Regions from separate parts of the Homo sapiens genome. Here region 2 is linked to region 1. Evidence: read pairs that join two places in POLR2A ChIA-PET (ENCODE). Cell type or tissue: PC-3. All regions are shown on one strand. Each heading gives the region's core, and the rest is flanking DNA. Links, peaks and the distances in the headings are about the cores only.

Region 1 (16,339 bases), core at 4,841-12,840:
GAGCAGTGAAAGCCTCAGACTCAAGTTCAGCAAAAGTAGAAAAAAATGGCAGAAAACCAAAGGAAGGAAATTCCAAAGGCTGGTGAGAGACAGTGTATCGATGAGGGAGCACAATGAGGACACACAGAATCCAGGCTTTCCTGGCCTTCTCCATTAGTGCAGCATGTCAGGCCACCTTAGTTTTAGAGTTTTCCCAAGGAGTCTGACTTGGCAAGGGAAACCACAGCTCAGGAGTGGTGGCTCCCAAACTAACCTGTTGCAGGTCTTTGTAGGAGGAAGCTACTGGAATTCTTAGATCTTCTGCCTATGTGTCTAGCTGTGGCCTGGCCTCTGTGGAGGCTCAGTTAAGGGCTTCACTCTGTCCCAGGAGTCCAGCATTGCTCTCAGAGGGGAGAAAAGGTTATTTTCACTTACTCCAGCTCTTCCCAAAATCTCATTAGTTCCTTGAAACCATAGCACCAGGACATTTTACTTCCAGCTGTAAGTCACAGCAGGAAGAAATGCCTACGGCCCTACTTTGGGGGCATAGCCCAGCCCTAAAGGCCTCCTTGCTCTTTTTTTTTTTTTTTTTTTTTTTGAGACTGAGTCTTGCTCTATTGCCCAGGCTGGAGTGCAGTGGCGCCATCTTGGTTCACTGCAACCTCCACCTCCCGGGTTCAAGCGATTCTCTTGCCTCAGCCTCCCAAGTAGCTGGGATTACAAGTGCCCGCCACCACACCCGGCTAATTTTTGTGTTTTTAGTAGAGACGGGGTTTCACCGTGTTGGCTAGGCTGGTCTCGAACTCCTGACCTCAAGTGATCTACCCGCCTCAGCCTCCCAAAGTGCTGAGATTACAGGTGTGAGCCACCGCACCGGCCACCTCCTCGCTCTTATAGGTAAGGGAGCTCATGTGTAGCAAGGTCTCCTCCCCACAGGATCCTTCTTCTGTTCTAACTGGATGATCCTCCATGACCAGTCTCTGTTTTTCTTCATTTAAGCCCTTATGTAACAGGGAAGTTCTACGTGTATGTGTATGTATACAGATGTGGGCTTTTGTGGTTGTAGTTTTTTTGGGGGGTTGGAGGAGGGGAAGGTAGGAGGAGTTCTTGTTGAGAGTTGAGGCTGCTGCCACAGCTGCCCTACAAGTAGAAAGCCACCGGGTTTATGAAATTCAAATATAGAGGCCAAAATGTACCAGGGACGCCACCGTCACCTCCAAAACAACATCGATTTATCTGCATTTCCAGCAATTTTATGAGACAAGCTACAAAGATACACCATTTAGATGAATCACTCTGCTCTCTGCAGTGCCAAGAACTTCAAGCATAGTTAATTCAGAATGACTAGGTCCAGTTAACAAGAGTTGGTTTGTCTGAATCAAAGTATATTTAAAGAAACTCCATTTTATTACCTCAGGAATCTAGTGGAACTATGCTAATAAATTGCTCCTCTGTGTAGATCTTAAGGGAAATATGCTTTAATGAACAGATGAGAATATTTCCTAATTCAGTCTATCCATTGTTTATATAGAAAGGGTTACTCATCAAGTGTTTAAGTTTACTTGAAATGCTTGCTCTTGTTTACAATCAGTATTTTAATGAACCCTGTGTTTATAAATGGTTTAAAATAAACTATCCATCTTGTCATTCCCTCTAAATTAGTGAAGTCCCAACTAATGCCTCAATGGCTCTGTTAGCATAAAATCAAAAGTCATTGTACCAGCTGGGTACGGTGGCTCACACCTGTAATCCTAGCTCTTTGGGAGGCCGAGGTGGGAAGATCACTTGAGGCCAGGAGTTTGAGACCAGCCTGGGCAACATAGTGAGACCTCGTTTCTACAAAAAATAGACCAAATTATTTTTTGTGGCCATGTGCCTATGATCCCAGCTACTTGGGAGGCTGAGGTGAAAAGGATCACTTGGTCCCAGGAGGTCAAGGCTGCAGTGAACCATGATCACGCCACTGCACTCCAGCCTGGATGACAGAGGGAGATCCTGTCTCAAAAAAGAAAGGAAAACAATAAAAAAAAAAAAAAAAAAAAAAAATCATTGTACCCATCACTGGAAAGAAATACTTAGCTTTTGCATGGGCTGTTCTTCCAGGGGTGGGGGTTTGGGGATCCGGCCCTATTCTTTCATATTTTGTGACACACATTCTTTCTCCCTCCTTTCTATGAATGTTTATTAAGGAACTAGTAATGTGTCAGACACTGTGCTGGGGTCTAAGTAACAGTCAACAATCTCACAGTCTAGAAAGGGAGACAGACATGAACAATGGGCAAGTATTGTAAAGTGCTGTAGGTACAAGGATAGCTGTATGAACAGAGGACAGTGGGGTTAGAGGAGTCAGTTCACCTAGGGAGCTTCATGAAGGCTTCAGCGTTGAATGGATTCTTAAAAATGGGGGATACGGCTGGGGGCGGTGGCTCACGCCTGTAATACCCACACTTTGTGAGGCTGAGGCAGGTAGATCACCTGAGGTTAGGAGTTCGAGACCAGCCTGGCCAACATGGTGAAACTCCGTCTTTACTAAAAATACAAAAAATTAGCCGGGCATGGTCGTGGGTGCCTGTAATCCCAGCTACTCAGGAGGCTGACGCAGGAGAATCACTTGAGCCCGGGAGGTGAAGGTTGCAATGAGCAGAGATCGTGCCACTGCACTCGTCTGAGCAACAGGAGCGAAACTCAGTCTCAAAAAAAAAAAAAAAAAAAGGGTGGGGAGGCCATAAGGCCGGGCGTGGTGGCTCACGCCTGTAATCCCAGCACTTTGGGAGGCTGAGTCAGGCAGATCACCTGAGGTCAGGAGTTTGAGACCAGTCTGGCCAACAGCCAAGATAGCACCACTGTATTCCAGCCTGGGTGACACAGGGAAACTCTAGTCTCAAAAAAAAAAAAAAAAGGAGGATATATTTAGTTGCACCATGGGCTATTAAAAAAAGAGAGGATGCTCCAGGCACAGTGGCTCACGCCTGTAATACCAGCACTTTGGGAGGCTGAGGCGGGTGGATCACGAGGTCAGGAGATCGAGACCAGCCTGGCCAACATGGTGAAACTCTGTCTCTACTATAAATACAAAAATTAGCTGGGCGTGGTGGCGGGCACCTGTAGTCCCAGCTACTTGGGAGGCTGAGGCAGGAGAATCACTTGAACCGGGGAGGCGGAGGTTGCAGTGAGCCGAGATCGTGCCAACTGCACCCCAGCCTGGGTGACAGTGCGAGAGTCTGTCTCAAAAAAAGGAGAATGTGTTTGGCAGACAGGGAGAAGAAGGGCAGCACATGAAGGAAAGGTGCTCGGGCCTGATACTGCAACTGCAAGACATATTTAGCCAGCTGCAAACAATATGGCAAGAATGAAAATGACAATGGATGGGATATTAGGGGAGAAGGTTACCCAGCAAGACCAGGCTGGAGAGGTCAGCTAAGGCCCGATTGGAACCTACGCAAGACAGTGCCTGCTCAAGTTCTACCTCCTCATGAAATTACAAGCATGAAATAAGACATAGACCCCCAGGTGTTGCTTAGCCCATATCCCCAGCCATGTCATGACCCATATATGCCCAGTCCAGGTCAAGGGAGAGCACGGGTTGGCTGTCCTCAGCACCAGACCCATATCGCATCTGGAGGATCATATTTAGGGCCTCAGTGACAAATTAGGGGGCATTGATGAGGCAAAAGAGTAAATCTCATCCCTGTTACTCTGTCTGGGCCATAGGCAGATGTCTAAAAATATGATTGCTGGCTGGGTGCAGTGGCTCACGCCTGTAATCCCAACACTTTGAGAGACCAAGGCAGGGAGATCGCTTGAGCCCAAGAGTTTGAAACCAGACTGGGCCACAAAGTGAGACCCTTTCTCTAACAACAACAACAAAAAATTTAAAAATCAGCTGCGTGGGCTGGGCGCAGTGGCTCACACCCGTAATCCCAGCACTTTGGGAGGCCGAGGAAGGTGGATCATGAGGTCAGGAGATCAAGACCTGCCTGGCCAACATGGTGAAACCCCGTCTCTCCTACAAATACAAAAATTAGCTGGGCATGGTGGCGTGCACCTGTAGTCCCAGCTACTCGGGAGGCTGAGGCAGGAGAATCACTTCAACCTAGGAAGCGGAGGTTGCAGTGAGCCGAGATTGCGCCACTGCACCCCAGCCTGGGCGACAGAGCGAGACTCTATCTCAAAAAAAAAAAATTAAATTAAATTTTAAAAAAATTAGCTGTGTGTGGTTGTGTGCACCTGTATCCCCAGTTACTCAGGAGGCCGAGGTGGGAAGATTGCTTGATCCCAGGAAGTTGAGGCTGCAGTGAGCCATGATTGCACCACTGTACTCCAGCCTGGGTGACAGACCAAGTCCCTGTCTCAAAAAAAAAAAAATTGTGATTTCTCAATTGAAAAATGTAAAAATCATTTGCATTGCTCCACTTAATTCCAGGCAAAGCCAAATGACGATGCACCAGTGAGTCACCAGTGAGATTGCATTTAAAATCTAGCAGCCTCAGAGCCAAGACCAGCCTTGTGTAAACAGAGTTCAGGGAGGAGGGAAGATAGTGGAGTGAGACGTGCCGAGGCCAGCCGGCCTCTGGGCTTGGGGTGCGCTGACCTCTGGGGAGCCGAGTGCATCTGCTGGACTGAAGGCAGAGTAATTTTTTCATCTCATGCAGAAGAAGAAAGAAGATATGTAGCAGAGGAAAGGAACGGAACATTCTCCCTCCCTACCTTACACAGGAGAGTGGTCATCTACACTAAAGCAAAACTTCCTTATCATAGGAAGACCATTTTCCTTGACCTTTAGGTGATTTTATAGTCATCTCGAAAGGGAAACAAAACTCAACTCAGGACTTGATTGAACACAGAGAGTCCACTAGGATGCAGTATTCCTGCCCACTTCTCCAGGAAGAAAGAAGCAAATGACGTGGGTCTTTTGGCACTGTTTGCTTAATTATAAAGAAATTATTTTGCAAGCTGAATACTGATGCTTTATTTGAAACAGGTGCTTAGTTGGTGGCATTTATGAATTCTTTACCTTTTGTTCCAAACCAAAAGACTAATTAAATAGCAAGTATTGGTGGGGAAAAAAAAGAAAAAAAAAAGACTTTGTTGGGCGCGGTGGCTCATGCCTGTAATCCTAGCACTTTGGGAGGCCAAGGAGGGCAGATCACGAGGTCAGGAGATCGAGACTATCCTGGCCAACATGGTGAAACCCGTCTCTACTAAAAATACAAAAATTAGCTGGGTGTGGTGGCACGCGCCTGTAGTCCCAGCTACTCGGGAGGCTGAGGCAGAAGAATTGTTTGAACCCGGGAGGCGGAGGTTGCAGTGAGCCAAGATCGCACCACTGCACTCCAGCCTGGGTGACAGAGCGAGACTCCCTCTCAAAAAAAAAAAAAAAAAAAAGACTTCAAAACAGTGTGGAATTATGGAAATGGATGCCATCCAAGAAGACTGGAAAAATACACTCTGACCTCTTTATGCAGTAGAGCTAGGCTTTTCAAGATACAGGAGACCAATGAGAAGGGTTTTTTTTAGGCCGGGCACAGTGGCTCATGCCTGTAATCCCAGTACTTTGGGAGGCTGAGGCAGGCGGATCACTTGAGGTCAGGAGTTCGAGACCAGCCTGGCCAACATGGTGAAACCCCATCTCTACTAAAAATACAAAAATTAGTAATCCCAGCTACTTGGGAGGCTGATGCAGGAGAATCACTTGAACCTGGGAGGCGGAGGCTGCAGTGAGCCGAGATTGCATCACTGCACTCCAGCCTGGGCAACAGAGTGAGACTCCATCTCAAAAAAAAAAAAAAGAGAGAAGGGTTTTTTTGTTTGTTTGTTTTGAGACAGAGTTTCACTCTTGTCGCCCAGGCTGGAGTGCAATGGTGCGATCTCCGCTCACTGCGACCTCTGCCTCCCGGGTTCAAGCGATTATCCTGTCTCAGCCTCCTGAGTAGCTGGGATTACAGGTGCATGCCACCACGCCCAGCTAATTTTTGTATTTTTGTATATATTTTTTGAAACAGAGTCTTGCTCTGTTGCCCCGGCTGGAGTGCAGTGGCATGATCTCGGCTCACTGCAACCTCCGTCTCCTGGGTTCAAACAATTCTATCTCAGCCTGCCGAGTAGCTGGGATTACAGGTGCCTGCCACCATGCCCAGCTAATTTTTGCATTTTTAACAGAGACGGGGTTTCACCACATTGGCCAGGCCGGTCTGGAACTCCTGACCTCAGGTGATCCACCTGCCTCGGCCTCCCAGAGTGCTGGGATTATAGGTGTCAGCCACCGCGCCTAGCTTAATTTTTGTACTTTTAGTAGAGATGGGATTTCATCATATTGGTCAGGCTGGTCTCAAACTCCTGACCTCAGGTGATCTGCCCGCCTCGGACTCCCAAAGTTCTGGGATTACAGGCGTGAGCCACCACGCCTGGCCTCAAAGTACTTCTATAATATGAACTCAGTAGGTCCTTATAATATCCTTAAAATATGCTAATAATAGCAATGTTTAACATTTATAATAATAATATTTAACACTTTACATCCTTTGCATTTTATCCTCAGAATAACCCTATGAAGGTAAGTACTATAATCACCTCAAAACGGAGAGAAAGCGAGGTTACGTGATTGCCCAAGGTTACTCAGCTAGTAAGTGGGGGAGCCAAGATTTGAATCCAGGCACTTGGCTTCTGAGTCTGTGTCCTTAAACCACTATGCTATCTGCCTTCCAAATATTATCATGCGTTATATCAAAGGAGGAAATTGAGACAGTGCAGTTTGGTGACTTGCCTGACCTCATACACAGTCCCATTACATCATGACTAAGAGACAGAACCCAGGTCTTCCCCTTGAAAGCCAAGCCCCATTAGAGTGTGGCAGTTGAGATTAGCAGCCATTTCTACTTTAGATGGCTTTCTTAATAGGAAGGATTGCAGAGGGTGAGGGGTTGAGTCCAGAGTGGAGGCCAAAGGCTTGCTGATATTTGCCTTGAGAAGACAATGGCTACCTTTAGGTTTAGCAGCAGAGGGTGGATGAAGCTGTGTAAACAGGAGCTGCTTGGTGAGCTGACCCGGGAAGCCAGTCCACAGGATGGGGGTTTGGCAAAGGTTGGGCCAAGGGAGGCGATGCTCCCTGTGCCTCTCTGTGAAGACGCCCAGCAGCGTATGGGGGAGAGGGCGCAAACACATTACACTGCCACCCCCTCGCCAGACGCCATCTGCCCCCATTTCACTACTGTCCAGGAAAGGGCAAATTCACTCTCCCTGCTGCCTAGATCAGAAGCCCCGTCTCCTGCCTTCCTTTTGAAGCACTCCGAGAGAGCAGCTCCCGATTCCCACTGACCTATCAAGTGGGCTGAGGGCCACCTCCACCTCTGCCAAGCCCTGTTCCACCCAAGGCTTTGCCTCAGAGTCCCCTCGGATGCCACAGCTCAGATACTGGACCCATTCAGGAACTCTGGCTCAGAGAAGCAGGACTGTGCTCAAGGTGAGGCTCAGGGCTAGGCACTTCCCCACTGTGGGCAGGTAGGGGTTCCACTCGCTAGCTCTGGCCAATGAGAACAAACTATTTCATCAAGGCTAGGTCTCCCTCATTTCATGGACAGTGGCCTGATCATTTCAGATGTTTTCCCCCTCATTGTCCTTAGTGGTCTTTGCTAGGATTCAGAATACTGTCAAGTTGCTTTGTGAACTAGTGTGTTATCTGCCCCTAAATATCATGACAGAATGTGGTCGGCAGATCTAGTTCTGGCCACCAGAGAAACCAGAGTTCAAGATGGAATAGGGGGAAGGATAAAACTGTTCCTATTCAGAAATGATGTGATTGTCTATGACTATGTAAACACACTAACAAATCTACAAAAGAACTCCTAGAACATGACTTTGGCACTGTCACAGGTTAAAAGGCCAGCAATTAAAAATCAATTGTATTTCTAGCCGGGCACGGTGGCTCATGCCTGTAGTACTAGCATTTTGGGAGGCTAAGGCAGGTGGATCACTTGAGGTCAGAAATTCGAGACCGGCCTTGGCCACCGTGGTGAAACCACATCTCTACTAAAAATACAAAAATTCAGCCAGGTGTGGTGGCGCACGCCTGTAGTCCCAGTTACTTGGGAGGCTGAGGCACAAGAATCACTTGAACCCAGGAGGCAGAGGTTGCAGCGAGCCAAGATCACGCCCCTGCACTCCAGCCTGGGTGACAGAGTAAGACTTTGTCCAAAACAAACAAACTAACAAAAAAACCCTTCTATTTCTATACACTAAAAATGCACAATTAGATACCAAAATGAAAGCATAGGAGGGAGGAATAAAAAGCTAAGATGCTGGCAGTGATCATCTGTATGGAGATTACTAATTTACAGCGTTCAGTACTTTCACAACAGCCCAGGGGAGGGAGGAGGGAACCCAGGAGCTTGGGGAACACCTGCGTCTTCACTCTAGCCTGTTCTGAAATGCCTTTGGGGGACGCTGCCTCAAGCTGTGGGTGTTGGTGAAAGGCTCTTCAGGGGGTTCTGATCACTTCCTGAGGAAGAACCAGTCTGACTGGGAGCCTCAGCCTCACCTGGGAACCTGTCAGAAATAAAAATTCCTCCCACTTAGGCGGAAGGTAGGGGTTAGCAATGTGTTTTAACAAGCTAGGTGATTCTGATGCACACCTATTATGTTGTTCAAACCAGTGACTTCCTGTGACAAAGGCACAAGGGCTGCTGGAGGTTTGTGGCACCCTCTGCTGGTAACCAACAGCAAAGGTTGACTTCTGAACCAAAAAAAGGTTCTCATAACTCTAGTTTGTCAGCCTGTGCATTAAAAAAATAAAAAATTTAAGCAAAGAAAAGTTAAAAATCCTGCTTTCCGGCCGGGCGCGGTGGCTCACGCCTGTAATCTGAGCACTTTGGGAGGCCGAGGCGGGCGGATCATGAGGTCAGGAGATTGAGGCCATCCTGGCTAACACGGTGAAACCCCGTCTCTACTAAAAATACAAAAAATTAGCCAGGCGTGGTGGCAGGCGCCTGTAGTCCCAGCTACTCGGGAGGCTGAGGCAGAAGAATTGTTTGAACCCGGGAGGCGGAGTTTGCAGTGAGCCGAGATTGCGCCACTGCACTCCAGCCTGGGTGACAGAGCTCAAAAAAAAAAAAAAAAAAAAAAAAATCCTGCTTGCCATTCTATCCAGGGCTGCCTCGTCCCACTGCAGCACTTCTGAGATCACGCTGTATTTTCCTTTGGCTCTGCTGCAGCTTTCGTCTCCTTGAGCATCCTTCAATTCTTCCATGCTCCTAATAAAGCACCCAGAAGCATTTGATGAAACCTTCAAGGTCCAGGGCCAGGCAAACTGGCCTACGCAGAAAGAGCTGGGTGGGGGAGGCCTTCTCTGCCTTGGCCTACACATGTCACTCCAGCTACAATGGAGATGTGAGGTGGGGATGTGAGTCACTCCCCTGCACAAAACCCAAATCCGCCAATGGCTTCCCATGTCACTTGAAGCAAAACTTAAATTTTCACCAGGACCTTCAAGGATTGTAAGACTAGAGCCTAGCTACTTCTCTAAGTTCATGTTCAGTCACTTTTTTTTTTTTTTTTGAGATGGAGTTTTTGCTGTGTCGCCCAGGTTGGAGTGCAGTGGCACGATCTCGGCTCACTGCAACCTCTGCCTCCCAGGTTCAAGCGATTCTCCTGCCTCAGCCTCCTAAGTAGCTGGGACTACAGGTGCCTGCCACCACACTTGGCTAATTTTTGTATTTTTAGTAGAGACAGGGTTTCACCATTTTGGCCAGGCTGGTCACGAACTCCTGACCTCAAGTGATCCACCCGCCTCAGCCTCCCAAAGTACTGGGATTACAGGCATGAGCCACTGCGCCCGACCCACTTTCAATGACTCTTCCACTTGTTTACTCTTAAACCAAACTCTTTTTTGTTTGTAGAACATGCCAAGTCTGCTCCAGAGGCTTGTGCAATTGCTATTCCCTCTGCCCCACATGGCCCCTCACTTCATCCAGGGCCTCTGCTCGAATGCCACCTCTGCAGAAGGACTTCCGTTAGTGCTATCTCAGTAGTGAGCATTCCCTATCACTCTATCCTTTTAGCTGTTCTCTTTTTTTTTTTTTTTTGTCATAGCTGTTTGGGCTGCCTGAAGGCAATTTCTGCTAGCTAAATATCACCAGGAGCACACCTTAGTAAAGCTAAGTTAGGTTTTGTTTTTGTTTTTTTTTTTGAGACAGACTTTCACTCTGTCCTCCAGGCTGGAGTGGAGTGCATGATCTTGGCTCACTGCAACCTGTCTCTCAGGTTCAAGTGATTCTCTTGCCTCAGCCTCCCAAGTAGCTAGGATTACAGGTGTGCACTATCATGCTCGACTAATTTTTGTATTCTTAGTAAGAGTCGGGGTTTCACCACGTTGGCAAGGATGGTTTTGAACTCCTGACCTCAAATGATCCACCCACCTCGGCCTCCCAAAGTGCTGGGATTATAGGTGTGAGCCACTGCACCCAGCCAAAGGTAGGTTTTTAATTAAACTTCCTGCAGCGAGAAAGACTAAACACCTGGAGAAGGGAGGGGAATCTCAGTAAGAGAGTGTTAGGTGGGGCTGGTACAGGATTTGGGCTTGTGTTAGGTGTTCTTAAGGAAGGTTTAGGAAAGCAACCAAGTAGGGTGCTGCTCTGGATTGAGTGCTTTCAGAAACCTGGGGCAATTCGGAATCTTAATTCTTATGAAGGAACAAAGTAATAGTTGCCCATGTTAATCAGGAGCGGCGTGTATGGCTATTTTTATGGCTGCACAGTGTCTTTATTGCTGTTCAGGCATGATTACAAGTGAAGAGGATCCATTACAGCCAGGCAGGGTCCTCATCTGATGATGATATTCTATAGAATTGCTTATGTTCAGTAGGAGAATGCCACTGTACCCAGGTCAATTACTAGTTGACAACTGCCAGGAATGCTTTTTTTTCTCTCTCTCTCATATATGTGTTTATTGTCTAGAAAGTAAGATTCCTGAAGGCCGGGGCTTTGTTTTGTTTACCACTGAACCACTAGCACTTAAACAGTGCCTGGCATAGAATAGGTACCCAATAAATGTTTAATAAATATTCTTTCAAAACATCTTCCATAGCTCAGATCTCACACATCTATAATGAAGCCCTCCACAGGTAAAGCTGGGTCTTTGGAAGGTCTTCCAGGTGATGGTAGGGCCAAAAATAGCTACTGCAGGCAGACCAGTATCAACATGACTCTTTACAGAACTTTAAAACAGAGAGCAACTGAGTCCTCTGGCCTTTCCCTTGGGCCAGACAGGACTTAGCCTCCTACAGGTGCTCAAGGAAGACAATGATCAGAAAAAAATGCTACTTTTGAATGACAAGAGATGGCCAATGTAAAGACTATGTTAAAAATTAAACAGGAGAAACACTCCTCAATCTGCTAAATCATCTTCCTGGCTGGGCACAGTGGCTTATGCCTATAATCCTAGCATTTTGGAAGGCCAAGGTGGGAGGATCGCTTGAGGCCAAGAGTTCAAGATCAGCATGGCCAACATAGTGAGACCCCCATCTCCACACACACAAAAAAAGATTAAAAAGTATAATTGGAAAATCATTTCTTTTCCCCCTCAACATCTTACAGTCATATGGTCTTTAATAAGTCATAGTTGGCAGTTTAGTCTTCTAGAAAGTTTTGTATACCAAGTTGTCACCACTCCACCAATTTCCTTATCATTTTACTATTTTAAAAACACTTTTTTTTTTTTTTTTTGAGACGGAGTCTCGCTCTGTCACCCAGGCTGGAGTACAGTGGCGCGATCTCGGCTCACTGCAACCTCCACCTCCCGGGTTCAAGCAATTCTCCTGCCTCAGCCTCCCGAGTAGCTGGGACTACAGGCGCACGCTGCCACCCCAGCTAATTTTTTTATTTTAGTAGCGACGGGGTTTCACCGTGTTGCTCAGGCTGGTCTCAAACTCCTGAGCTCAGGCAATCCGCCCGCCTCCCAAAGTGCTAGGATTACAGGCGTGAGCCACCGCGCCCTGTATCTTAAAAACACTTTTGGGCCGGGCACGGTGGCTCACGCCTGAAATCCCAACACTTTGGGAGGCCAAGGCGGGCGGGTCACGACGTCAGGAGATCGAGACCATCCTAGCTAGCACGGTGAAAACCATCTCTACTAAAAATACAAAAAATTAGCCGGGCGTGGTGGCGGGCGCCTGTGGTCCCAGCTGCTTGGGAGGCTGAGGCAGGAGAATGGCGTGAACCCGGGAGGCGGAGGTTGCAGTGAGCCAAGATCGCGCCACTGCACTCCAGCCTGGGCGACAGAGCAAGACTCCGTCTCAGAAAAAAAAAAAAAAGAAGAAACACTTTTGAAGATTACTTTTGTAGCTAGGGAATTAAGATATCATTTTAAAATCTATAAATTTAGGCCAGGCGCAGTAGCTCACGCCTGTAATCCCAGCACTTTGGGAGGCTGAGGCGGGTGGATCACCTGAGGTCAGGAGTTTGAGACCAGCCTGGCCAGCACAGTGAAACCCTGTCTCTACTAAAAATACAAAAATTAGCAGGGCATGGTGGCAGGTGCCTATAATCTCAGCTACTTGGGAGGCTGAAGCAGGAAAATCACTTTAACCCGTGAGGCAGAGGTTGCAGTGAGCTGAGACAGCACCATTGCATCCAGCCTGGGCAACAAGAGCGAAACTCTGTCTCAAAAAACTAAATAAATAAAATAAAATCTATAAAATTGGCAAACATAAAAAAATTCTGTAATATATTGCTTTGGCAATGGTGTGGATTAAGCAATTCTCCTGCCTCAGCCTCCCGAGTAGCTGGGTCTATAGGTGTGCACCACCACGCCCAGCTAATTTTTGTATTTTTAGTAGAGACGGGGTTTCACCATGTTGGCCAGGCTGGTCTCGATCTCCTGACCTCATGATCCGCCCACCTCAGCCTCCTAAAGTGCTGGGATTACAGGCGTGAGCCACCACACCCAGCTCCTCCTGCCTTGTTAAGATATATTAAGATATTCAATAATAGAAATACCCCCATCTAATCAGAACAGATTCCCACTTCAGTTAAACCTTCCCCAGAAGCTGCATAACTCAAGCCCACATCCTATCCTTTCCAACACCTTCCCACTGAGACGCCCCACAACTCCCCATGGTGTGTATTCTCCATTATAACAAACAATAAACCCAACTTATTCAACTAAGGTGTGTCCTTCATCCTTGGCTGGAAGGCACTGGAACATGTTAAGTGAAATAAGCAAGGTATGAAACCACATGTATATGTACATATATATGTATATGCTACAATTGGAGTAAAATAATGTAAACCTTTAAAATTAAAAAAATATGTTTGTAGGCTGGGCGCAGTGGCTCATGCCTGTAATCCTAACACTTTGGGAGGCTGAGGCAGGCAGATCACCTGAGGTTGGGAGTTTGAGACCCGCCTGACCAACGTGGAGAAACCCCATCTCTACCAAAAATACAAAATTAGCTGGGTGTGGTGGCGCATGCCTGTAATCCCAGCTACTTGGGAGGCTGAGGCGGAAGAATCGCTTGAACCTGGGAGGTGGAGACTGCGGTGAACCGAGATCATGCCACTGCACTCCAGCCTGGGCAACAAAAGCAAAACTCCGTCTCAAAACAAAACAAAAACAAAAAAACCCATCAGGTACAGACATTCACTTCATAATGTGACCCAGGGCTCCTAAAGCTGGAATATGAGCAGGTCTTGGTGGTTCTGTATTTCTGGCTCTCATGGGAGCCCCGTGAACTGAGAATATACGGCATTTAAATGTCATGCTACTCTACCAGAAGCCTTAAAACTATCATTTGTGCATCTTCAAAGTTCCAGCTGAAGGTGGCAACTGAGCTCCTCTGAGGCACTCTCTTAACTCAGCACCCTCATCTTAACATCTCCGTGAGCAAGGCTACAGTACTTTCATAAATTGGCCCTTAATACAACCTATGTGGTAGGCACTTTTTTCCACTTAAATAAGGTTAAGTGGAGGTTTGAAGAAAAACTTAATCAGTGTCAGAAACACAACTCATACCCAGGTCATCAGAGCCTAAACCCAGTGCATTTTCTACTCCACCAAGCTCCTTGAGGTCTCTTCTGGACTATTTTTTTCCCAGAGTTCTCAAAAAGACTAGCTGGGCCAGCGCTACAGAGGCTACATATTAGCAGTGATCAAGAAGACAAGTTCAGTTGCGGATCAAGCTGATACGGTCCTGTACCTGTGACAATGCTTAGCATTCTAACTACTCCACAGTTCTGGACTAAGTTCCACAGATTTAAAGTTGCAGAGCTCAATCATTTGCTTGTTTTTTTGGAGACAGGGTCTCACTTTGTCACCCAGGCTGGAGTGCAGTGGCATCATCTCGGCTCACTGCAGCCTCGACTTCCCAGGCTCAAGCGATCCTCCTGCCTCAGTCTCCCAAGTAGCTGGGACTACAGACACGCACCACCACACTTGGCTAATTTTTGTATTTTTTGTAGAGACGGGGTTTCACCATGTTGCCCAGGCTGGTCTCAAATTCCTAGGCTCAAGCGATCAGCCTGCCTTGGCCTCCCAAAGAGCTAGGATTACAGGCGTGAGCCACCACACCTGGCCAATCATTTGCAAAAACTAAAATTCATTATATAAAAAACTGACCAGCTCCATTAATAATGCAAAGACATTTCAATAAGAAACTGTAATCCAACTTTCAAATGTTTTATTTTTAGTGTTTTTAAACATTTTAATACAACAAAGATATAAAATAATATATATTAGTTAAATCTGGATTTAATTTAGAATCAAGATATTTACTTATGTACAAACACTGTGCTTCAAGGTATGGCTACCACAGGAACTTTCACATCTTCAAGTAATACTAGTTTCTCTGTGGATAGAGAGACATTTAGGTAGAATTCACAAAACAAAACATGTCCGTTTTAGTCCCAGCTAATTTTGCTTCCCCCATTAAGTACCAGTTTCCACTTTCTTTGTTCCATGTCAGAAATACTTCATTTTTCTAATAATACATAGATCCTCTGAATAAAACTTAGTAAAAGTGAACATTTTTAAGATGACATTACTAATTGATAATATTGCTTGGCTATGTTCAATTCTCCAGACAACCCAGTTCTTCAGATTGAAAGAGACCTGAAGTAACAATGAAATTACCATAGTGTTCTTTCTCCTGCCATATCAGGCACAAACTTTCCTTATGCTGAAACATGGAATACACTGAATAAAAAGTCCTTTGGTTAATTTAGGGTAGAATGTATTATAAAAACCAGAATAGCTGAAATATGGCTTACAGATTTCAGAGATATTTGTATAGAACTTGAAGCAAAGTAATTGGTCACATTTTAGTTATTTGAAATTGGTGGCATTACATCCGGGTGAGGTGAGAAGGGGGTCCAAAACCTAGTTTCATACTAATTTTAGTCATTCAAAGTTACTCAAAGACAGGGAAAAGAAACAAAAAACCTACTCAGTCTCTTTCCATTCTTATTAGTCACCTGAAGCATTCTGACCTTTGATGTTACTAACAATTCTCCTCTACAGCAGTATGGGATAATTCAGGCTAAACTGCTTACAAACACTAACTGTTAAACTGTCAAGTTGGCATTAAAATTGACACCTTTGCTGGCTTAGAAACTGTCTAAATGAAACCAGTACTGTTTAAGAAAGCAATTGGACTATTCTACAAGACAGCTTTCTTGTCTCAAATGCCTGAATACCTTAAAGTACTGGCAAATGACTATATTATCATTACCTTTAGTATGAAGAAAATGTAAGTCTATAAAAGACTATAAAATAATTACATTTATTAAATTAGAGAGTTTAAAACAAGAATGTGGTTAACATTCTTAGGCAATTTAGATCTAGAATCCTTTAAAAAAGCTTACTATGAAATTAATGGTGAAACTGCCTTTTGTTGAATACAGTCAAAGAAGACTAGTGTTATAAATATGACTTTGTGAATACATGAGTAATACTTTCCAAACAGATGTTTCTAAAACAGACTGTTTCTTATCAGCTATAAAACAATCTGGTTCCTCTGTTTCCCATTTACAAATTACAGGATTTCTGGAATTCTTAGTAAAAACACACAGGCAGAGACAGGGCACGAAACACCGCTGCTCACAGAGTAAAGAGTTATAATCCCTGCAGGTCTCTTGATCCAATGGGTTCTGGTCTCTCTGTCACTGACTTTTTCTTCTGAATAGCCCACATTATTATTTTATTTTGTTTTGTTTTTTTGAGATGGAGTCTCGCTCTGTCACCCAGACTGAAGTGTAGTGGCAGTATCTCGGCTCACTGCAACCTCCGCCTCCTGGGTTCAAGCGATTCTTCTGCCTCAGCCTCCCGAGTAGCTGGGACTACAGGCATGGGCGTGCACCACCACGCCCGGCTAATT
Region 2 (13,781 bases), core at 4,034-12,033, 350 kb after region 1:
CCACCACACCCAGCTAATGTTTGTATTTTTAGTAGAGATGGAGTTTTGCCATTTTGGCCAGGCTGGTCTCAAACTCCTGACCTCAGCCCACCTCGGCCTCTCAAAAGTGCTAGGATTATAGGTGTAAGCCACTGTGCCCAGCCAATTCTAAAATCCAACTAAGTCCATCACTGTTCTCACCTGAGCCACAACTGCCTGCTCTAGCTAGTTCTGCCTCTGCAAAGAGACCAACCTGGGTCTGAACCCCAGCCCTACCACAATGTCCAGTGGAGGAACCCTGGATAACTTAAGCTTCCATCACTTTACTTGTAGGCAATACTGGTATATCCCTTACAGGACTACTGAGAGGATTAAATAAACACATTATCTAATATTCAATATATAGTTATCACTTTCATCAAATGCAACATCTATATACTTTGAAATTTTTATAACAAAATACAAAATTAAAGTTATCTCTGGTTATTTATTTAGACAGACTATACCTAAGAGAAGAAAATAATATCTTTCCTTAAAAACTTTAGCCAGACATACTGAAGAATATAGTATTTGCTCTCAGAGATCCTGGAATGTTGCTGAAAAACAGCTGGGTCATTGAACTATACTTGTTCAAACAGTACAGTTTTAAATGCCAACCCAAAATGCCACCTTAAAGGAGGCAATTTAAACAAGATTGTCCCTGTGATCAGTAAGCTGTAAATTCACTCTACTCATTCTCCCCTCAGATTCAGAAACTTGGGGCTGAAGGTCATCCAGTCCAACCTCTAGTTATCCAATAAAAGATCCCTGCCCAATATCCCAAATAGATGGGCAATGAGTCTTTACATTTTTAAAATACTTCCAGTGATTGATAATTTGTCACTTTTTGAGGCAGCTCACCCCACTGTTGCACAGCTCTAGCTAAATTTCTTGCTCAGAGAAGCAAAAATCTGCCACCCCATAACTTCGACCCTATTCCTATTCCTAACTAGTCCTATTCCCTGGAAGGATCCCAAGACAATTCTTAGTATTTCTTCAGTATGAGAGGCCTTCAAATGTCCAAAAACAAGTACCTTTTGAAAACCACTAACGACAAAACCCCATGCTACCTCCAGCCATAACTTAGACCACTCATATCCCAGTTTCTTAACCCTTCCACATATCACATTGTTTCAAAGCACCACTTTCTCTTGGTTGCTCACTAGTTTGGCTATTGGCCATCTTAAAATATGACAGTTCAGGCATTATCCAATTATAAATGCAACCCAAATTACAGGAACTTCCTCAATACCCCTGCCACACAAGTGGTCATGGTGAGCATGCAGTCCAACTAAAAATCCCAGATCTTTTTTCAAAAAGTGCTGTCAAGTTGAGTCTTTCCACCCCTTTCCTTCTGCAAATTGAAATGCTGCAATTTAACGTTTATTACCGTTCAATTTCATCTCGTTGATTTAAGCCTATCTTCCAACCTGCTAAAGATTGTTTTGAATCTTGATTCTGTCATCTATGTCATCTACAAATCTAATAAGTACTCACTTTTGTTTCATTATATAAACCCTTGACAAAAATGTTAGACTTGGAACACAGTGTGTTTAGGAATGAAATCACTGGCTTTCACAGTGCAACCACTTTCAGGATAGAACACAGAATCATTCTCTGTCAGTTAGTTTAGAACAGGAAATTGATCTTTCCCAAGTAAAATGGTTTCGGGCAAAATTTCATTAGAAGATATTTCACTGTATCCAAGTAATTATTTAATCTTTCATCATTTATTCAGGATGAATCACAACTAATTTAATTTGATTGCACAAAATACAACTGCAGAAAGTAGAAGAGGTCACAGGAAAAGTGCCCAATATTGCCAAGTTGCTTTTAGGTGTTTTGTTACACAAGCAAACGAACGTACATTAAAACAAAATGCATAGCCGGGCGTGGTGGCTCACACCCGTAATCCCAGCACTTTGGGAGGCCAAGGCGGGTGGATCACCCAAGGTCAGGAGTTCAAGACCAGCCTGGCCAACATGGTGAAACCCCGTCTCTACTAAAAATACAAAAAATTAGCCAAGCATGGTGGCATGCGCCTGTAATCCCAGCTACTCAGGAGGCTAAGGCAGGAGAATCGCTTGAACCCAGGAGGCAGAGGTTGCAGTGAGTCGAGATTGCGCCATTGTACTCCAGCCTCGGCAACAAGAGCGAAACTCCATCTCAAAAAAAAAAAAAAAATGTGTTTCATAACTAATAGATACCTAAAATATACCTTCATGACAAGCTTTTACCACAATCATTTTTTTTTTTTTGGGGGGCACAGAGTCTTGCTCTTGTCGCCCAGGCTGGAGTGCAATGGCATGATCTCGGCTCACTGCAATCTCCACCGCCCAGATTCAAGCAATTCTCCTGCCTCAGCCTCCCAAGTAGCTGGGATTACAGGTGCCCACCACCACGCCCAGCTAATTTTTGAATTTTTAGTAGAGACAGGGTTTTGCCATGTTGGCCAGGCTGGACTCAAACTCCTGATCTCGTGATCCGCCCACTTCGGCCTCCCAAAGTGCTGGGATTACAGGCGTGAGCCACTGCACCCAGCCCACAAATCTTTACCCACAATCATTTATATCCATAAAACAATTGTTTATATCCATTACCAACACATTTCAATAAGATTGTCATTTTATACCTTAAAAATGTAATAAAATAAGGGAAAGTACCAGAATTGGAACTTCAAACGTTTTAACAGTCCATGACAAAAATGGAGATTATCCAGGTCTTCAGGCAAATCTGCCAAAAGAAAAAAGGAAATGTTCATTTGGACATAAGGACATCCTTAAATTCAGCAACCATCCGTGTATCTCCACAACCATTCAAGACAAACAGCTCCAATGAGTTATTATACTACATTTGGTGATATAATAATTCTTTTAGACCACTGAAGGATTCTTATAAATATGAAACTTGAGACAGAAAATGAAGCCCCAAGGACCCAGCCAAGTGCCTATAGAAGTAAATTTCATCCCTAAGCCCAGACCTGTTCAAATTTTAAAAATCAGGTTTGTGATAGATTCCTAAGAAAAAATCTCATCATGGAAAAACAAAACAAAAACAAAAACCCACTACTACTCAAATAGCCAAACAGATATAACATTTATCAGAAAAAAAGACAGTCAAAAGTTGTTTTAAGGTCAGCATTCACATTCCTGGGCAGCATTCGCTGTTTGTCCCAAAGGCCACCAGGCACCTAGGTACTGAATGGACTACCCAGATATGACCAATAAGCTCACCTACAAGAAAAACGTACCAGTTTACATAATAGTAAATATGTATTGACACAAGTCACATTTTAGGACAGCAGTGATTATTTTTACTTGAAAAGCAAAAAATAAATTTAAAAGAACAATTGTGAATAACTGCATTTTGATCTTACGTAAAACAATCAAGCAACCTTGGATCCTCCTTCTCCCCTCCCCCAGCCACGACACACACCCCACTCCTCGATTTAATCTCAAAATTAGCTCTCATCTGACACCAACCAACAGAGTTAATTAGGCAGAAGCAGATGTAACTCAGCAGCTCTTTGCTACAAGCAGAATCACAGTGTTCAAAAAAAAAAAAAAAATACACAGCTAGGAGAGGAACAAAATCAGAAGTCTCTTATCTGTAGCCAATTCTCAACTAAACACATGTATATTATCCACTTTGTATATTATCCACCGCAAATTTTTTAATCTTAGGCTGATTTGTTTCCAACATCCCACTGGCCCCACTGTAAATTCATATAAGCAAGAGAATAGATTGAAAACCAATTTCATTTTAGCCTAAGCAGTATCTAACTGGAAAGACAAATCCACAGGAAAAAAAAATGCATAATTCATTCAAAAGCCAAATAGAAATGATTTTTTTTTTCCTGATTTGGAATTATCCACACTATTTCTCTTTTTCAGAGCATGGGGATTTGCTTCACATGTAGATAGGACATTCTATCACAAGCGAAAACCCTAAAATCATTATTCTCTTTTCATTTTTTTTCTATAAAAACTTGAAGGTTGGACTAAAAGGCTATCAAAAAGGTAGCAAATCATCCTAAATTAATTCTGGGGATTTGTGCTACATCAAATTAAATTATTCTATTTTCTAAGGTTGTGAATCATTTTATTTTTAACTACAAAATATCAGTAAATTATATGGTTGTATCATACGGTCTTATAATATAACACTATTTACATCATTCATTACAAATATTCTAAACATATCTAGAGAAATGCTTAGTCCAGCACTGAGCTTTTAGCTTCACTGGTATTACATAAACATCAACACTATTCAGAAATATTCATGTCAGCATAAGAAGAGTCAAAATATCCTGGATCATAAGTATTATGCGAGGCCTCCTCTAAGCTTTTACTAAAGCTGTGTGTGTTGTTTCAAAATCAATGTCATAACACTCAAGTCATGAGATTATGGATGAGGCAAAAAACAGTGGTAGAAAAAAACAAAGATTAATAATAGAGTTTACACTTTTGTCATCCTGAGTTTTACTTGCTAACAGTTATTTTTAACTATTTTACTTTCATAAGTCCTGGCTTTTTCTTTCTTTTTTTTCCCCAAAGGGATCACTGTTGGAAAACCTGGATTTTTTCAAAGCCCATTGTGTAACTGAGTGAGCATCCACAAATCTAAGCAGTATCTTCCGAAACAGAACAGAACTGTTTAGGGGAAGGGACCTTGACTTATTTTTCTTCTATCAGCACCCAGCTCAGGTTATTGGCAGAGTTGCTCAAAATAGTGTCCTTGGTTAACAAATATCTGTTGTCTGACAACATGAAACGCCATCCATATGGTGATATTTCTTATCTTTCAAATCCTGGATGCATCTATTTCCTCTGAAATCAATGCTTCAGGCCCAAAACATGTGAACTGGGAGGTGAGGTTATAAATACTAATCAAAGAAAAACCAACAAATATTTAGCGAGCTGATGCTCCCTGCATGCAGCCCTGTGGTAGGTACTATGGGGAATACAAAGCAAAGCTAGAGACAGAACATATAAGAAGCAATTAAGAAATAGCAAAGCACTGTTTGGCGGTTCCTCAAAAAGTTAAACACAGAATTACCATATGGTTCTGTAATTCCATTTCTAGGTATAGACTCAAAAGAATTGAGAACAGATACTCAAATAAGTACACGTACACCCATGTTCATAACAAAACTATTCACAGTAGCCAAAAGGTGTAAACAGCCCAAATGTCCATCAACAGATGAACAGATAAACTGTGGTATATCCATACACTAGAATACTATACAACTATAAAAAGCAATGAAGTTTCGATACATGCTACTACAATGTAGATGGACCTCAAACACGTTATGCTGTGAAAGAAGCCAGACACAAAAGGCCACACATCATATAATTTCATTCATATGAGACATCCAGAATAGATAAATCCATAGACAAAACACAGATTGGTGGAGTCTCAGGGACATATCTAGAGAAACTGCTTAATGGGTAAGGGGTTTTATTTGGGATCAATAAAAATGTTTTGGAACTTGATAGTGGCAGTGGTGACACAACACTGAATGTACTAAATGCCACTGATTTGTTCACTTTTTAATGGTTTTTTCATTTTATGTTATGTGAGTTTCACCTCAATAAATTGTTTAAAAAAAAAGAAATAACAAAGCACTAAACTATAATAATAATAATAATACCAACCATTTCCTGACACCTACTGTGGTCCAGGTACTTTACATAGATTATCAGTAAACTTTAAAACAACTCTGTAAGGTAGCATTGTTGTTTTTACAAAAGGAAAACAGGCTTGACTTAGCCAAGATCTCAGAGCCATTAAGTCATGAAGGATTTTAATTCAGATGCCAAAGCCCAAACTCTTTCTGTCTCTCCAGAGGTTTTCAAACTAGGCTCTTTAGATCTCTGTGACAAGGAGTTACTTCGGGTATTACCTTCAGGTACCCCTTGTGGGTTAAACTTTGGGCCATTGCAGCACCTTGAACCCAACAGTGCAGCTCCACTTTAACTGTTTTACATATATTTGTCTTCCCCATAAGATTCGCTTTAAAGGAAGTGTTCCTCTGATTACAGAAGGAAGAAGTCTGGAAACAACTGTGACTATACTACCTTGCTGAAACCACGTGGAGGATGGATGAACATCTCTTGGATGGATGGGACTGAAACTGAACCTTGAAAGATAATGCTGAGCCTGGATAAGTGCCCCACCGTCCCTCTGCCCAAATTCAAATCCTTCATGGCCCAGTGCAAACAACTTCTCAAAAGCCCCAAACATCTTTGTCTAACAGGAAGCTTTTAGCTTTTTTACTGTTTTGACATTCATTTCCCACTTAGTATTATGCTTACTTGTGTATTAACCTTGTCACCCCTACTAGACTATAAAATTCTTAAAAACAGGATTCATGCTTGATTCATCTTTGTATACCCTAAGATTTCCCAAGACCACAACTTGATCATAAGAGGGTTTCAATGCCTATTTGCTAAATAAATGTATCGGGGAATGAATGAAGGAAATCAAAGTGAAATAACAGAAGCTAAGAATGAGCTGTCAAACAAAAGGGACACCAAGTCCATGTGCCTGACTAGAACAGGTATATGCTCAAAAGGGATAAAGAAATTAAGTTGGGCCAGGCACAATGGCTCATGCCTCTAATCCCAGCACTTTGGGAGGTCAAGGAAGGAGGATTACTTGAGGCCAGGAGCTCGAGACAAGCCTAGGCAACACAACAAGACCCTACCTCTACAAAAATAAAAAATTAGGTGGCTGTGGTGGTGTACACCTGTAGACCCAGCTACTCGGGAGACCGAGGCAAGAGGATCTCTTGAGCCGCCCAGGAGGTTGAGGCCACAGTGGGCTATGATTGTGCCACTGCTCTCCAGCCTAGGCAATAGAGCAAGACTCTGTCTCTAAAAAAGACAAATATAATTTAAAAATGAAAAACAGAAATAGGCCAGGCACAGTGGCTCACACCTGTAATCCTAGCACTTTGGGAGGCCAAGGCGGGCAGATCACGAGGTCAGGAGATTGAGACCATCCTGGCCAACATGGTGAAACTCCATCTCTACTAAAATACAAAAAATTAGCCAGGCGTGGTGGTGCATGCCTGTGGTCCCAGCTACTCGGAAGGCTGAGGCAGGGGAATTGCTTGAACCCCGGAGGTGGTGGATGCAGTGAGCCGAGATCGCGCCACTGCACTCCAGCCTGGCAACAGAGCCAGAATCCATCTCAAAAAAAAAAAAAACAGAAATAAAGTTGGCTGTGAAAAAAGCCAAGCTGTGGTGTGTGAACGTGACAGATGAATAGGAAGCCACTGCAGGAGCAGGTGACACCATAATGCACAGGGAAGGGCATGCACATACACACACAAACCTGTTGAATGTTTGAATCACTCTGGCAATAGTAGCCATCTACTCTGGAGGGAAGGGTGATTGAAAGAAAAAACAAAAGCAACCAGTATTTCATCTCTGCAAACATCAATCTTGTTCAACTTATATTTATGAGCCTAACTCAGCAGCAAGCCCAGAGCAGGCACTCAATAAAACGCTGGTTGAACTGAATATTTAATTCCCCATCTTTTTAGAGTAACACTAAGTTCTTTCCCACTACTCATTAACAAAGAGAGTTTTCAATTCATAAGCTAATAATGTTTTCCAAGGATTTCTAAGAGGCTAAATCACCATAAAAATTATCATTTCAACTAATACATATTATATTAATTGCAAGTTTAATTTTTCATGTCATGCTCTCCTAGTTGACAATATCCTTGTTATGTCATTAAACTATAATTGTGTAAATGTGCTTCAACAAACAATAACTGAACCATCAATAAACTATTATGGTTTCCATAATCCCTAGCAAAGATTAGTTTCAACATCATCATCATAAATTAGTAGAGACAGGTCCCAAATCTCCTGGTGAAACCCATGAATTAGGTTTGCATAGTTATCCCTGCATTTAAGTGCTCAATAGTTTCAGTCTCTAAAATTTAATCACACTGTTAGGAACCTCACAGGAAATTTGATCCCTTGTAAAACAGAGGAATTTAGAGACAAGATGAAAAGTCATTTGAAGTCATCAGGTCTTTGGAGCCAGGGTACACTGATTAGTAATGATGTATTATAACTAAGCACTTTCACTTAAGAAATAATCAACTAAATTTAGAGTGTCTTTTTTTGGCATTTAAAAATTCCTATTCAATCCTAGATTTCTCCCTAATTACAAATTAGCTTTAGTTGGTTTTTGATGACAAAGACCGAGAATAATGTATTAAGGGAAAAAATGTGATTTTTTTTTTTTTTTTTTTTTTTTTGAGACAGAGTCTTGCCCTGTTGCCCAGGCTGGAGTGCAATGGCGTGATCTCGGCTCACTGCAACCTCCGCCTCCCGGGTTCAAACGACTCTCCTGCCCCAGCCTTCTGAGTAGCTGGGATTACAGGCACATGCCACCATGCCATTGTTTGTTTGTTGTTGTTGTTTTTATTTTTAGTAGAGACGGGGTTTTACCATGTTGGCCAGGCTGGTCTCGAGCTCCTGACCTTGTGATCCAGCTGCCTGAGCCTCCCAAAGTGCTGGGATTACAGGCATGAGCCATCATGCCCGGCCAAAAAATGTGATTTTTAAAAAACTTTTTAAAATAGAGATACAAGGCCAGGCTTGGTGGCTTATGCCTATAATCCCAGCACTTCGACAGGCCAAGGCAGGTGGATCACCTGAGGTCAGGAGTTTGAGACCAGCCCGGCCAACATGGTGAAACCCCATCTCTACTAAATACAAAAAATTAGCAGGCGTGGTGGCGCATGCCTGTAATCCCAGCTCTTTGGGAGGCTGAGGCAGGAAAATTGCTTGAACCCAGGAGGTGGAGGTTGCAGTGAGCCAAGATTACGCCATTGCACTCCAGCCTGGGCAACAAGAGCAAAACTCTATCTCAACAAAATAAATAAGATAAAATGAAGATACCAAAAAATCTAAATAAATAAATAAAAATAGAGGCGGGGGTCTCCCTATGTTGCCCAGGCATGTCTTGAACTCCAGGGCTCAAGGGATCCTTTCACTGTAGCCTCCCAAAGTAGTGGGATTACAGGCATGAGCCACTGCACCTGGCTGAGAAAAATCTGACATCTTAACTTTTTTATGATTCTTTTGAAAGAGAGATTATTACAGGATTCTTTGTTAACTGTATTACAGATGTCTTCAGACCAGATATCCAGATACCCTGAAAAATTCAGGTTCCCTTTTGAGAGTTTCATAAATATTATAGCTCTACTCTAAAAAATAAGCACATGTACCCATATACACTGGTATACATTTTTAAGGGTTAACAGACCTTCTGTCATCCAGCCATGGACCACTTAAGGTCCACTGGCTATATACAGAGAGGTATTTTATCCAGTTTCACAATAGTTAGCTTTGTGTGCTTTACTTAAGGCATGTTACATCAAGAGTAAGAAAGTTATTCTTTTTGGTTTTGGATGTTATCAAAAAACAGGTTTCTGACATTTTAATCAACAAGTAGGTGTGCTGTGATGGGAAGTATCAGAGTCAGGGATCCAGTCCCCATTCTGCTAGCTACCTAGGCTAGGGGATATTGGACATGCTACTAAATCAATCTAAGTCTCTGTTTTCTCTTCTGTAAAAATGAGAATACTTCTCTGTTTTACAGAACCGTTAAGAGGAATCACTGAGATAACAAATATGAAAGCAGCAAGGATGATGGCAGACACATAGCAGGAACACAATAAAATGCTAGCTCATAAAAGGAAAAAGGGCAATACAGTCAGCTGGAGACCTGTAAAATCTAATCTGGCTGAACTTCTGTCTATATGACCATTTTCTCCTAAGAGACAGGAGAAGTCAGCACCTGGCTCTTAGTTATAGCTGCAGAGAAGTAAAAATTCAAGACAGAGAACAGAAAAAAGTGAAGGAAAGCAAAAATAGATTGTAATGGTGAGGCTGGGGTCAAGAAGAGTGTATTTTACTCATAGTTATACATTGTTTAAGGTCAACAAAGCTTTAAAAAGATAGTACTGCATAGGAGAATATCTTATTGACCTCAGGGTAGGAAAAGTCTTAAAACAAGACACAAAAGGCACTAACCATAAAGTAAAGACCAATAAATTTGACTCCATTAAAATTAAGAACTTCTGTTCATTAAAAGACACCATAAAGAGAGTGAAAAGGCAAGCCACAGTATTTGCAACACACACACATGACAAAGGACTTGTATTCACAGTAAATAAAGAACTTCTAAATAGCAATAAAAGATACAAGGCCCAACTTTTAAAAGCAGGGTGGGAAAGACTTGAACAGAACTTTATAAATGAGGCTATCTAAATGGCTAAAAAAGTATATGAAGAGCTGGCCGGGTGCAGAGGCTCACGCCTGTAATCCCAGCACTTTGGGAGGCCAAGACGGGCGGGTCAACTGAGATCAGGAGTTTGAAACAAGCCTGCCCAACATGGCAAAACCCCATCTCTACTAAAAATACAAAAAATTAGCTGGTTGTGGTAGTGGGCACCTGTAATCCCAGCTACTCAGGAGGCTGAGGCAGGAGAATCGCTTGAACCCAGGAAGCAGAGGTTGCAGTGAGCCAAGATCACGCCACTGCACTCCAGCCTGGGTGACAAAAGCAAAACTCCGTCTCAAAAAAAAAAAAAAAAAAAAAAAAAAAAAAAAAAAATATATATATATATATATATATATATATATATATATATGAAGAGCTGTGCAATCTGATTACTAATCAGGTAAACGCAAAATTTACCATATTGGCTAAAATCATAAAAGCTAAAAAGGCTGAGATTGGAGAGGGCGAGAAGCAAGGGAATTCATATATTGCTGGAGGGAGTGTAACCTGGTACAATACTTTAGAAGAGTTTGGTACTTAGTAAAGATGAAGACAAGCATACCTTATGACTAGGTGACCATACAATTCATCATCTAACCCTAGATACTTTTGAAAACTAAAAGTGTTACAGTTACGCTGGGAAAATAAGCAAAAACCAGGACAAATGGTCACCCTAGCTATAAACCGGCAATTTCATTCCTAGGTGTATACCTTAGAGAAACTTGTGCACATGGGCACCAGATGACAGGTATAGGAATGCTCATAGCAGCTTTGTTCACAATTGCCCCAAACTTGAAACAACTCAAATATTCGGCAACAATGGAATAGATGATACGAAAATTGGTGTATTCTCTTTCTGGGGTCTGCGAGAAGACAGGTATCAGAAGATCATGGGAGTTCTATAAAAAGATGCTTAAAGGTGCTTTGGAAATGCAAATTAAGGCATTAAAGGGAAGAAATATCCCATCACCCCACTTCTCTCATCCACGCATCATTTACCATTCTGCAACAAAGACTGATCACTACAGCTTACACATCCCTACTTACATAAAATATTTTTCTTTTTTTTTTGTTTTTTTTTTTTTGAGACAGAGTCTCGCTCTGTCGCCAGGCTGGAGTGCAGTGGTGCAATCTCAGCTCACTGCAACCTCCGCCTCCCAGGTTCAAGTGATTCGCCTGCCTCAACCTCCTGAGCAGCTGGGACTACAGGCGCCCGCCACCATGCCCAGCTAATTTTTTGTATTTTTAGTAGAGATGGGGTTTCACCATGTTGGCCAGGATGGTCTTGATTTCTTGACCTCGTGATCCATCCACCTCGGCCTCCCAAAGTGCTGGGATTACAGGCGTGAGCCACCACACCCAGCCACATAAAACTATTTATTTAATCCCAGCACTCTGGGAGGCCGAGGTGAGTGGATCACCTGAGGTCAGGAGTTTGAGACCAGCCTGGCCAACATGGCGAAACCCCACCTCTACTAAAAATACAAAAATTAGCTGGGCACATGTCTGTAATCCTAGCTACCCGGGAAGCTGAGGCAGGAGAATCACCTGAATCCAGGAGGTGGAGGTTGCAGTGAGCCGAGATCGTGCCACTGCACTCCAGCCTGGGCAACAGAGCAAGACTGTCTCAAAAAAAAAAAAAAAACTATTTCCTTTTCTCTCAGTACAAATGTAGGCATGTGTAAGCACGTGGAAAACTGAGGGTACACTGTAGAGAACTAGGAGACTGAAAGCCAGATCACTTAGTTACGTCTTTTACTAATTGATACGTGAAAGTCCATGAGAGCTTATGAAGCACATTAAAATTATTAAACTTCCTCATCTACTTTCTAATACTCATGCTATTTACCTTTCATTCATGCTATGCCTCACATCTGACAGTTTCCACCCAATCTTCAAAAGCAGTGTGTGAAATAAACACATGCTATAATAGCAATGACATAATATCCACTCTACTCAGAAGCCTAAGTGTGGCTAGTAAGCAAAACTTCCTCTGCCGACCGTGTCATGACCATCAGCCATTCCCTAAATTCCTCTTTTAATGTTAAAATCTTCCTCTGTCTCTCTCTTTTCTTTTCTTTTTTTTTTTTTTTAAACCATCACTTCACCACTCCAACCTTTAACTCTCAGTAGAAGTTCTCGGAAAAGAAAAAACATGTGCATTATCCTTTCCTTCTTAAAAACATAAAATACTGTCCAAATTCATTCTGATAAATGTGTAAAGAACTTATGAATGGCCGGGCGCGGTGGCTCACGCCTGTAATCCCAGCACTTTGGGAGGCCGAGGCGGGCAGATCACAAGGTCAAGAGTTCGAGACCATCCTGGCTAACACGGTGAAACCCCGTCTCTACTAAATATACAAAAAATTAGCGGGGCGTGGTGGCAGGCGCCTGTAGTCCCAGCTACTCCGGAGGCTGAGGCAGGACAATGGCGTGAACCCGGGAGGCGGAGCTTGCAGTGAGCCGAGATGGCGCCACTGCACTCCAGCCTGGGCGACAGACTGAGACTCCGTCTCAAAAAAAAAAAAAAAAAAAAAAAGAACTTATGAGTAAGAAAAAAATGGAGTGTTTTATTTCAAGGCTATGCCAAAAAATCTAGGGTATACAAGTAAGACAGGAAGAATGCACTTTAAAAAAAAAAAAACACAAAAAACCTTCTTGGGGCCCCATAGAACTAAGACTGTTCGAACACAACTAATTTCCATTTGCTATTTCCACCTTCTGTCCATATAGGAGGGGCCCTCATATGCTCTACCCTGAATTTCCTTGGTACCTCCAACCCCAAACATACTTGGTTCGTTGGTCTTCATTTCCTATTTCCCACATCTGTAATTCTTTATCACTACCCCTTCACAACTTCTGTCTAACACTCTCTTTAACACGTCCCAACACCTTCTACCAATTACAGGGCTTAAACTCCTTCATGGGGCATAGGACACCATTTGTAATCTAACCCCTCCTCTGCCTTTGCCTGGTCATCTCCTACCACTCCCTGCACTCTGCCCACAGCAAAGTACTAGCAAATTCAAAGCTATGCAAAATGTCCTATCCCAAGGTATGGTGCATGTCTCTTCCTGGGATACCCTGCTGCCGGACACTCCCTTGAAGACTCCAGATCAAGTTTAACATAATGAATCCAGCGTATCACGGGTCGCCATAGCTCACGTCTGTAATCCCATCAGTCAGGCAGAGGTGGGCAGATCACTTGAGGCCAGGAGTTCGAGACCAGCCTGGGCAACATAGTGAGACCCTTTTCTCATTTTTATAAAAAATAATAAATACAGCCTATCAAACAACTTGTCTCCCAAACTAACACCTTTCTCTGCCCCATCCTCACCCCTGGCACAGTCCACCAAATCACATTCACCGAAAATTACTGTACAGCTCCACCCACTTTCTTCACACCTGCCGCCTTGTCCCACCCCTACCAATCCCTTGTCCCCAGGAGA

What was found. ChIA-PET counts read pairs that join two places held together with the same protein. Peaks named below come from ENCODE experiments on the same cell type or tissue, not always from the same donor. Only the 100,000 strongest peaks of a DNase experiment are listed, where the experiment ranks them.
Region 2: POLR2A ChIA-PET joins it to region 1 with 11 read pairs; 2 of 35 experiments call an interaction of 5 or more read pairs at or near these places.

What each region holds. Positions count from the first base shown.
Region 1 is chr10:75,180,412-75,196,750 of GRCh38, reverse strand. SAMD8 (sterile alpha motif domain containing 8) reads right to left here. Exons shown (of 6, transcript NM_001174156.2): 6 at 14,628-16,339. Among named protein-coding and RNA genes, the nearest start is that of VDAC2, 22 kb to the left of the region's middle. RefSeq lists a silencer at 2,681-2,881. In PC-3, for the core only: a CTCF peak has its summit at 8,676 (motif pointing left); a DNase peak (open chromatin) is centred at 8,650; H3K4me3 peaks cover 151 bases; H3K27ac peaks cover 615 bases.
Region 2 is chr10:74,827,653-74,841,433 of GRCh38, reverse strand. It overlaps KAT6B (lysine acetyltransferase 6B), which reads right to left. Exons shown (of 18, transcript NM_012330.4): 2 at 2,682-2,751. Among named protein-coding and RNA genes, the nearest start is that of KAT6B, 7.9 kb to the right of the region's middle. In PC-3, for the core only: no CTCF peak of the experiment used is centred there; a DNase peak (open chromatin) is centred at 8,033; H3K27ac peaks cover 396 bases.